Regions from separate parts of the Homo sapiens genome. Here region 2 is linked to region 1. A link is an interaction called in ENCODE POLR2A ChIA-PET data of the cell type or tissue named here. Cell type or tissue: OCI-LY7. All regions are shown on one strand. Links, peaks and the distances in the headings refer to the core of each region. The heading gives the core; the rest is flanking DNA.

Region 1 (5,492 bases), core at 241-5,240:
CTGGTCGCTGTGAGTATGGTCAGCAGTAGTGGCCTGGTTGGGTGGACAGCTGGGGACTCGGTCAGCCACTGGCTGCCTTGGGGGCTAAGGACAACTTCCAAATGTTGGGCATAAGACATGGGGGCTAAGAGAGATCTTGGCCTCTCTTCTCTCTCTTGGCATCTGGGCTTCTAGAATCTTCTGTGGGCTTCTGAACACAGCCCAACATCATAATAAAACATGCCTAGGCAGGGCAGGAAGAGCACTTCCTTGCCCTTGGGCTTCCTGCTTCACCACCCTTCATCCCTCTTGCCAGGGCTGCCTATGGGCTTATCATGCGCCCCAATGATTTCGCTTCCTACTTGTTGGCCATTGGCATCTGCAACCTGCTCCTTTACTTCGCCTTCTACATCATCATGAAGGTGAGTGGGGCTGGCCAAGCCCCCTCTGTCAGCTGCTCTGCTATCTGGGGAGAGAGATGGGCCCGGCAGCATTGAGGGGCAGTGAGAAGTTTTCTGTCCCATCTTTGCTGGTTGCGGAGGGGAGAGGCTAAAGCCTCTTGCATGGGCCCCTGGGAGCCAACTGCAGCCCAAAGACCATTTACTGAGCCCCTTCCAAGGGCCCTTGAAACAGGTGGCATTTTAGGCTGCAGTTGTAAGTGCCCCTTTCCATGCAGAAGGGGCTGAGGGGAGGTAGGGTGTGGGCCTCTCAGGATCAGGTGCTTCCCCAGAAACCATCCTGCCTTCCACTCTGATTGGAGCCCCCTGCATAGGGAGCGCCTTGAGGCCAGTGCACTGTCCCGACACAGGGTTCTGGATACATGGAGGCTGGGTGGGGTGGACATCGGGGTGGGGGCAGGTTGAGCTCTGTGGTTGTGCGGAATGGTATGAATCCAAGGAGCAGTCCTGAAGGCCTGGGAGGCCATGAGGAAAGGGAATCTGGGAAAGGCTGGGTGGGACAGCGGGGTGGGACAGGGGTAAGCCCTCAGACTGCTGTCCCTGCCTGGCCCCTCCCAGCTCCGGAGTGGGGAGAGGATCAAGCTCATCCCCCTGCTCTGCATCGTTTGCACCTCCGTGGTCTGGGGCTTCGCGCTCTTCTTCTTCTTCCAGGGACTCAGCACCTGGCAGGTGAGCACTCACCCTCAGGCTCCTTGTGAGCCAACAAGTGGCCAGTCCTCTTTTTAAACATTGGGGCTGAGCCTGGGATTACCTGTAATCCCAGCACTTTGGGAAGCTGAGGCAGGAGGATCACTTGAGGCGTTCAAGACCAGCCTGGGCAATATAGTAAGAACCCGTCTCTACAAAAAATAAAAAAATAAAAATAAAAAAATTAGCCTGGCGTGGTGGTATTCACCAGTAGTCCTAGCTACCTCGGAAGCGGAGGCAAGAAGATAGCCTGTGCAGGAGTTCCAGGCTGCAGTGAGCCAAGATTGCACCATTGCACTCTAGCCTGGACGATAGGCCATGTCTCTAAAAAAAAAATTTTAAACATCATTTGGGAACACCTACCATAGGCCAGCACTTTCATAGCGGCTTCCCCAGTTAATCCTCCTAGCATTCCAGCCTGGAGATAGCTCCAGTTTACTTACGAGACAGATGAGGCTCAGAGAGGCCAAGTGACTTCCCCAGGGCACATAGCCAGTGAGTGGCACAGCTGGCATTTGAAGCCAGCAAGGCTTGGCTCTCTTCTCTGCCTTGCAGGACACCTACCACATGTCAGGCTTTAATTCTGGGAATAGAACTAAGTCTGACATGGTCTCTGAGGGACTCATAAACTAGCCGAAGAGGGCTAGAAGGACTGTTGGTGCATGACTGTTAGTGCTGTTTACGATGTGATACATGAAATGAAGGGCACAGGCAAGACGGGGCAGGAGGACAGAGGACTAACGGGTCTCTCCGAGTTAGGAGTCCAGGAAAGCTTCCTGGAAAAAGTGCGCCTTGTTCTGGGCTATAAAAGTCTTGGGTGAGGAGGGCTGGGCACGGTGGCTCACGCCTGTAATCCCAGCACTTTGGGAGGCCGAAGCGGGTGGATCACGAGGTCAAGAGATTGAGACCATCCTGGCCAACATGGTGAAACCCCATCTCTAGTAAAAATACAAAAGTTAGCTGGGCGTGATGGTGGGCGCCTGTAGTCCCAGCTACTCGGGAGGCAGAGGCAGGAGAACGGCTTGGACCCGGGAGGTGGAGGTTGCAGTGAGCTGAGATCTCTCCACTGCACTCCAGCCTGTCAACAGAGCAAGACTCTGTCTCAAAAAAAAAAAAAAAAAAAAAAAAAAAAAGTCTTGGGTAATGGAGAAGAGCCCCATGGCCCAGACCTACTGTGACCTTAGTAATGATACAGGGGCAGATTTGGAGGTCAGTGAATGCACTCATTTGGGAGCCAGGCAGACTGTGAGCTCCCTGAGGGTGGGGCAGGTCTTGGTTATGTCTGTGGCCTCAGCATGTAGCACAGACAGACACAGCCTGGATGAGCTTATGGGATAGAGCTTATGAGTAGAGCAGGGAGGACCTTGAGTGCCACAGGTTATGGCTACTGTCCCGGAGCAGGTGTGTAACCTGACAGTAGTGCTTTGGAAAAAACAATGAGCCTGCAGAAAGATTAGAGCAAGGGCGGAGTCCAAGGCCGGGAAGTGGGTGAGAAGGCCTTCTGCCATCTCTGAGCTGAAGGCCTTCAAGGTTGTTGCAACCCTGTGCTCTTAGGTCAAGGGAAGAGAATCAGAAGGAAGGAGGAGGGTAAGAGTGAAAGAAAAGGGAAGAGAAGCCAGTGAACTCAGGGAGAAGTTTGTAACCAAAGGCCATTTGTTAGATCGGGAAGGGGTAGGGACAAGGACAAGGGACAGGTCAGAATTGCTGCTGTCCTGCCTGGGGCTGGAGAGAGGGGTGCCCAGGAGCAAGATGGCAGATGGGTCTGGCCCTTGCCCTGCCAGAGCAGGGTCATTCGGCAGTTTTTCTTGTTGCTCCCCAAGAAAACCCCTGCAGAGTCGAGGGAGCACAACCGGGACTGCATCCTCCTCGACTTCTTTGACGACCACGACATCTGGCACTTCCTCTCCTCCATCGCCATGTTCGGGTCCTTCCTGGTAAGCGGGCCTCCCGGCCGAGCCGGGTGGGTACGTGAAGGTAGCAGCTGCCTCCTTCTCTGTGGCTGATCTGGCGTCCACACCCCAGGTGTTGCTGACACTGGATGACGACCTGGATACTGTGCAGCGGGACAAGATCTATGTCTTCTAGCAGGAGCTGGGCCCTTCGCTTCACCTCAAGGGGCCCTGAGCTCCTTTGTGTCATAGACCGGTCACTCTGTCGTGCTGTGGGGATGAGTCCCAGCACCGCTGCCCAGCACTGGATGGCAGCAGGACAGCCAGGTCTAGCTTAGGCTTGGCCTGGGACAGCCATGGGGTGGCATGGAACCTTGCAGCTGCCCTCTGCCGAGGAGCAGGCCTGCTCCCCTGGAACCCCCAGATGTTGGCCAAATTGCTGCTTTCTTCTCAGTGTTGGGGCCTTCCATGGGCCCCTGTCCTTTGGCTCTCCATTTGTCCCTTTGCAAGAGGAAGGATGGAAGGGACACCCTCCCCATTTCATGCCTTGCATTTTGCCCGTCCTCCTCCCCACAATGCCCCAGCCTGGGACCTAAGGCCTCTTTTTCCTCCCATACTCCCACTCCAGGGCCTAGTCTGGGGCCTGAATCTCTGTCCTGTATCAGGGCCCCAGTTCTCTTTGGGCTGTCCCTGGCTGCCATCACTGCCCATTCCAGTCAGCCAGGATGGATGGGGGTATGAGATTTTGGGGGTTGGCCAGCTGGTGCCAGACTTTTGGTGCTAAGGCCTGCAAGGGGCCTGGGGCAGTGCGTATTCTCTTCCCTCTGACCTGTGCTCAGGGCTGGCTCTTTAGCAATGCGCTCAGCCCAATTTGAGAACCGCCTTCTGATTCAAGAGGCTGAATTCAGAGGTCACCTCTTCATCCCATCAGCTCCCAGACTGATGCCAGCACCAGGACTGGAGGGAGAAGCGCCTCACCCCTTCCCTTCCTTCTTTCCAGGCCCTTAGTCTTGCCAAACCCCAGCTGGTGGCCTTTCAGTGCCATTGACACTGCCCAAGAATGTCCAGGGGCAAAGGAGGGATGATACAGAGTTCAGCCCGTTCTGCCTCCACAGCTGTGGGCACCCCAGTGCCTACCTTAGAAAGGGGCTTCAGGAAGGGATGTGCTGTTTCCCTCTACGTGCCCAGTCCTAGCCTCGCTCTAGGACCCAGGGCTGGCTTCTAAGTTTCCGTCCAGTCTTCAGGCAAGTTCTGTGTTAGTCATGCACACACATACCTATGAAACCTTGGAGTTTACAAAGAATTGCCCCAGCTCTGGGCACCCTGGCCACCCTGGTCCTTGGATCCCCTTCGTCCCACCTGGTCCACCCCAGATGCTGAGGATGGGGGAGCTCAGGCGGGGCCTCTGCTTTGGGGATGGGAATGTGTTTTTCTCCCAAACTTGTTTTTATAGCTCTGCTTGAAGGGCTGGGAGATGAGGTGGGTCTGGATCTTTTCTCAGAGCGTCTCCATGCTATGGTTGCATTTCCGTTTTCTATGAATGAATTTGCATTCAATAAACAACCAGACTCAGTTCTTGGGGCCCTTGTTTGCACTCCCTCTGGGTGGAGCTGTTGAGGATGAGGGGAGAGGCGGAGGTCTTCCATTTCCCCATTCTTCAAGCCATGGCCCTACTGGGAACTGCAATTCCTTGATTCTCCCGTTTTTCCTGTCCCTCCAGCAACAGCATTAATTCAGTAAACATTTACCGGGGCACTGTGCTGGACAGAGGCCAGTTCCTGGAAAAGCCTTTCCCACGCCATCCCACTGCAGACATCCCTCCTTACCTCCCCAGGAACAGCAGTCTCTGCCCACCTGGCCCCGCCCACCAGACTGAGGCTCACTTCACCTCTGACCTGAGCGGCCCCCAGCTCACCAAGCCACAGGCCCAAGCAGTGCTCCCTGATGCGGCGTTTATAATCCGCTCAGCGTGCAGGCCGAGGCAGGAGGGTGATGAAAGCTGGGCAGGCTCCAAGAGGAGGGAGTTTTGATATGTCCCTGAAAGATTCATTTAGACTTCAGTCGGCTAAGGAGGACATGATTTGGGGGCCAAGGAATCTGTTGAATTCAGAACACAACCAGAGGTCTGCAGGGTCAGGGATGGAGGAGTGGGCTTTCCCCTCGCCAGGGCCCACTCCTCTTCCTGCTTTTCCTGCAGGCGCCACTGGGAGGTGCTATGGCTGTGCCTCCCCTGGGCTCTGGAGCATGTCCAGTTGCAGTGGGCAGAACTGCGGAGGCGGGCCCCTCCTCTGCCAGGCCTGGCAGCCCCCTCCTAGGGCCTTGTTTGGCTAGGGGTGGTGCCGGGTGTGGCAGTGTGTGTGTAGTGGAGAGTGTTAGGTCTTCCCTACCAGATGCCCTTGCAGGGGAGTGCCACAGCAGTCAGTCCAGGGATCCCACTGTTAGTCTCACCTTTTTTAACCTCTTATCTCTCCCCAAGATC
Region 2 (5,492 bases), core at 341-5,340, 310 kb before region 1:
AGTTTAATCCAAAAACACTGGCCTGGATCAAACTTATTTTACTTAAGGAATAGGAAGCAAACTCTACAGTAGATCAAAACACCCTTTTACACCTAAAAGTCATTTGACTTGGTCACCTTCACAATAACTCATATAACAAAACTACATAAAACCATGGCTGGGCGTGATGGCTCACGCCTATGATCCCAGCATTTTGGGAGGCAGAGCCAGGCGGATTGCTTGAACCTAGGAGTTCAAGACCAGCCTGGGCAACATGATGAAAATCTTGTCTCTACACTAAAAAAAAAAAAAAAAAAAAAGTATATAAAACCAAGTGGTTTGATGAATAAATAATTTAGATCATGTTAATAATATAATACAAGAGTCTGGCAGGGCACGGTGGCTCACGTCTGTAATCCCAGCACTTTGGGAAGCCGAGGCGGGCAGATCACTTGAGGCCAGGAGTTCAAGACCAGCCTGGCCAACATGACGAGACCCCGTCTCCACTAAAAATACAAAAATTAGCTGGGTGTGGTGGCACGCACCTGTAGTCCCAGCCACCCAGGAGGCTGAGGCAAGAGAATCACTTGAACCCAGGAGGCGGAAGTTGCCGTGAGCTGAGGTCGCACCACTGCACTCCAGCCTGGGCGGCAAAATCTGTCTCCCAAAAAAAAAAAAAAACAAGAGTCTGATATAAGATTCCATAGTTAAGTAGTGATGACTCAGTTTTTCATTCAAAAACACTTACTGAATGCTTATGTCTTACCAGGGGCTGTCAGGTTTTATGGAAGGTATTGAGTGTAAAACACAGCTCTGATAATCAAGAGGCTTACATTCTAGTGGGGAGAGGAGGAAGACACATACATAATTATAAAAACTAGGTGGTATACAATCAACCTAGCCTCAAATAAATCCTCTTTTAAATGTATGCCACTGTCATTCCAACTTGAAAATATATGTCTTTAGTACATCTCAGGATGCCTATGAAAGGAAACTTGTGTCAAACAAACAACACCAGGCATAGAAATATACATGAATTGTGAGGATACTTCATTCCACACATTACTGACAATAGAGAGCAGCTTAGAATTCTTGAGCTAACTATATCCATTTGCAGAGCATGGCCTCCCACACAGCTGTATGTAGCTACTCTGGAATTCAACTTGGCTAGAAGCAGCTACATGGTAGAGGCTTTGCCCTCTGGTCTTCCAAGTGATCATTTAGAACACTATACCAGCTCTGCTGGAGTTTCTAGACCCTTCAGGAAGAAAAACAGATAAACTCAGCTCAAGCCTATGACAACAGCTGAGAAAAGGAAGGATCTTGTGCATAAGGAATTCTCTCAATCACGCTATCTCCCGTAATACAGCAATAGCAGCTGGCCTCACAGGCTGAAAAGCAGCCAGCACTCGCCTCCATCAGAAGACTATGCTCCAGGTCTACTGAGATACAACTGTGCCCAGAAACACGAGGCGTAAGCAGAAAAAGGACTCTGGGACAGACTCTAAACTTCCTTCACCTGACACTTTCTGGTACTTGAAGGTTGTCTAAGCTAAGAAAAGCCTAAATAACCGATGAATTCATTTTCTGCTATGCCTTATCCTTTTGAAGTATTCTCTAATGGGCCTTGGGATTTAGGCCTATGACATTCAGCAATGCCAAGCACATGTATATTACCAAGGGCCAGAGAGATCATATTGGTAATATAGCAAGTATCTACTGACTTCCTACCCTGGTTGTTTCTCATTCTCTGTACTAATCATACAAAAACTTGTATTGCTACTTAGGGAATTATTTAACTGGGATTAAAGAGCGACTACGTTTAGGATAATCCTGTTGGCTTTCTCTGAGTCTTGAAGCTTTCAGGTTAACTAACATCATATTACAAATAATAGTTCTAAGCAGTTAGACTGTTAGTTTATTTCTAAGCACTAATAGACAGTGTGGCTGACAGCATGCTTAGCTGTTTTCTAGGACCCCCTATCTGAAGCCGGCTCCGGGAAGGGTTCAGTAAGAATCTCTTGCCATGGTGTGAGGTGATGGGGGTGGAGGATAGAAAAGATCCAAGTTGCTCACAGGAAACACTGTGGACATTGGAAAAGTAAAGGAAGTGGTTTATCTTGCTCTTTTTGCAACAGTATGGTGTAGTAAAACAAACACTAAATTTGAATACTGACCTAGTTACTTATTACCTGTGTGGCTTTGGCAAGTTAACTCATTTCTCTAAACTTCAGCTTCCAAAACTTCATCAGCAAGATGATAAAATATGTGCTATTACCTATTCTAAAATATAGTTATGTAGCTCAAATTAGATTAAGTAAAAGAAAATAATTTAGGTTGCGTATGCTGGCTTCTGCCCATAATCCCAGCACTCTGGGAGGCCAAGGTGGGAGGATTGCTTGAGGCCAAGAGTTCAAGACCAGACTGGGCAATGTAGTGAGACTCATCTCTACAAAAAATCTTTTAAAAAATTAGCTTGGAATGGTGGCACAGGCCTATAGTCCTAGCTACTTTGGAGCCTGAGGTAGGAGGGTTGTTTGAACCCAGGAGTTTGAGGCTACAGTGAGCTATGGTCATACCACTAGGCTCTAGCTTAGGTGACAGAGCAAGACCCTGTCGCCAAAAATATAAAAACTGAAAAATTGAAATATTTTTAAAAAATATATTGGCTGGGTGCAGTGGCTCACACCTGTAATCCCAAAACTTTGGGAGGCCGTGGTGGGCGGACTGCTTGAGTCCAGGAGTTCAAGACCAGCCTGGGCAACATAATAAGATCCCATCTCTACAAAAAAATACAAAAATTAGGTGGGCGTGGTGGCGTGCGCCTGTAGACCAAGCTACTCAGGAGGCTGAGGTGGGAGGATGGCTTGGGCCCAGGAGGCGGAGGCTGCAGTGAGCCAAGATCACGCCACTGCACTCCAGCCTGGGCGACAGAGATCCTGTCTCAAAAAATAAACCTATTAAAAAAGAAATTATTTTATAAACTCAAAAGCCCTAAACAAATGTAATTATTTGATATTACTACTGATATTATGATTTGGATAAGACTACTCTCCAGAGGGGCTTTTGGAGTCAGTGTTCGAACAACCCTATGCATTAATTCATTCAACAAATATTTACTGAGTGCCTACTAGAACTCAGGCACCGTCCAAAGCCCTGGGAACATAACAGTAAACAAAAACCAAATGCTTATTATGGTCAAGTGGTGATAGGAGGTGAGGAGACAATAAAGTAAGTGCTATGAAGAAAAAGCAGAATTACAGAAAGAGAATGATGGGGGTAGCCAGGACAGGCCTCTCTGAGGGGACCTATGACTCCTCTCTGAGGGGAATGTATGTGTTTGGCAAGTCTGAGAAACAGCAAGGAAGGCCCTGTGACTGGAGCTCAGAACCGGAGGTGAACAGTAACAGGAAATGAGACCAAAGAAGGGGCAATGACAGCTGTGCCTTGTAGGCCATAGTAATAATGACTCCTTGAATTTTATTCTGAATGTAAACAAATGCCACTGGGGATGGGGTGGTTCTGATTCAGATTTCATATTTACTAAGTCCTACTACACACCAGATCCTGTGGTAGGTTATTGACAGTTGTGAAAAAGACATGTTTCGTCTGTACTTTCACTAAGTTCAGTCTGGTGTGGAAGACATACAATGAAAGAAGTAGTTACAATATAAAGCTTGGTAAGCACCACGATAAGAGAAAGTTTAGAGACATGAAGAGTGAATAGAAATTATCTAGATTCTTATTTCTATCCAATCTAATTTTTTTTATTCTGAATTCTAGAATACAGGAGTGGGTGGAGTGGGGTGGGATAGGGAAGATGTATTCTCGGCAGTGGGAAATGCTCCAGAAAACAGAACTTGTTCAGGGAACGAGAAGAAAATTAGGGTGACTGGTGGGAGAGTGGGAGCTGGGGCTGAAGAGCTAGGCAGGAGTCAGGTTATAAAGGTATTTCTATGTCATTGTTTCTGAAATAGCAGATAGGAGATCAATTTAGTAAGTCGAAATCAGCATTTTTTAAAATGGAATAGAATAAAATATATTGAAATGCACTGTACATAGTAAGGTAAGTTTTGCTTTTTTAAAAAAATTGTTTGCTGGCTGGGCGCAGTGGCTCATGGAGGTCAAGGAGGGAGGATCGCTTAAGGTTAGGAATTCAAGACCAGCTTGGTCAACAGAGAGAGAGTCCATCTCTATAAAAAAATGTTTAAAAATTAGACGGGCATGATGGTGCTTGGTGCTTGCCTGTAGTCCCAGCTACTTGGGAGGCTGAGGTGGGAGGACTGCCTGAGCCCAGGAACTGGAGATTGCAGGAAGCTATGATCACATCACTGCACTCCAGCCTGGGTGACAGAGCGAGACTCCGTCTCAAAAAAAAGTCTTTTGTTTTCAGTCATGGTGGTATACGCCTCTAGTCTCAGCTACTTGGGAGACTGAGGCAGGAGGGTCACTTGAACCCAGGAGTTCGAGTTCAGTCTGGACAAAATAGCAAGACCCCATCTCTAAATCAAGCAAACAAAGCTTTTGTTCATTTGTATCTATATATGCGTGTTCTGGGTCACAGTATAAAATGTACTTTTTTCTTATCATAGCCAAAAATGTTTGTAAGCCAATGCTTTGCCACCTTATGGAGTAAACTTTACCTTAGAGGCAATGGTAAACCACTGAAAAGTTTCAGGCTAGAAAATGATATAATCAGATTTGTGTGTTTAAGTAAGAGAGAGAGAAAGAGAGAGAAAATGTACGTGTATGTGTGTGTGTGGTATGTTTTATTTATTTATATGTTTGTGTTCTGGAAAGATTAGTCATGTAGCAAAGTTGACAATAGATTAGAGGGGGACAAGACTGGAGCCAGGAATCCATATAATTGGCTATTGTTTAATTGAGGCAAGGGAAGATGATAGTATGGTCTTAGAAGTGCCTACATGAATGGAGGGTTGAATTGACAGGATTTGGTAACTGATCAGCTGTGGCACTGGTGAGAGAGGAAACATCAAGGCTTGTGCTGGCCTTGGTCAGATGGTGATGCTATTCACTAAGGCAGCAAATACAGAATAGAGCAAATCTAGGGAGGGGGAAGTCAAGTTCATTTCTGAATATGTCTCCATTGATCTGACTTCAATACATGAAAGTGAAGATAATGGTTAGCAAATACTTGGATATGTCGCCCTAGATCGAGAGGTCTGGGACAAAAAGTTAACTGAGGACTGATCACCACAGTGATCAGTGAAGCTACAGCAGTAAATAACATGGCTCCAGAAAGATGTTGTAAAGATGAAAAGATCTAAAGGATGAGCAGAGAAAAATAAGTCTGGTAGAGAAGATGGAGAAGGTGCTTCCAGAGGACAGGAGGAAAACTGGAGAATATGGCGTCTCAGAAGCAATGAGAAAAAGTGTTTTAAAATGTAATGAGTGACTCAACAATAAGAAAATAAAACAACCTGAAGTTAAAAACGACCAATAGACCTGAAGAGACACCTCAACAAAGATATATAGATGGCAAATAAGCATAA

Evidence for each region. Peaks named below come from ENCODE experiments on the same cell type or tissue, not always from the same donor. Only the 100,000 strongest peaks of a DNase experiment are listed, where the experiment ranks them.
Region 2: POLR2A ChIA-PET joins it to region 1 with 7 read pairs; 4 of 35 experiments call an interaction of 5 or more read pairs at or near these places.

Annotation. Positions count from the first base shown.
Region 1 is chr11:117,192,858-117,198,349 of GRCh38, forward strand. SIDT2 (SID1 transmembrane family member 2) reads left to right here. Exons shown (of 26, transcript NM_001040455.2): 22 at 1-9; 23 at 296-401; 24 at 996-1,106; 25 at 2,945-3,058; 26 at 3,147-4,585. The coding sequence ends at 3,209. It overlaps LOC100652768 (a long non-coding RNA gene), which reads right to left. Exons shown (of 8, transcript NR_045215.1): 4 at 5,462-5,492; 5 at 4,929-5,050; 6 at 4,373-4,547; 7 at 4,151-4,289; 8 at 2,756-3,177. Among named protein-coding and RNA genes, the nearest start is that of TAGLN, 3.8 kb to the right of the region's middle. RefSeq lists enhancers at 3,238-3,737, 5,070-5,492 and a silencer at 5,136-5,430. In OCI-LY7, for the core only: a CTCF peak has its summit at 5,209; no DNase peak of the experiment used is centred there.
Region 2 is chr11:116,886,968-116,892,459 of GRCh38, forward strand. The region is part of intron 6 of SIK3 (SIK family kinase 3); the gene reads right to left. Among named protein-coding and RNA genes, the nearest start is that of APOA1, 52 kb to the left of the region's middle. RefSeq lists an enhancer at 3,601-3,660. In OCI-LY7, for the core only: no CTCF peak of the experiment used is centred there; a DNase peak (open chromatin) is centred at 3,384.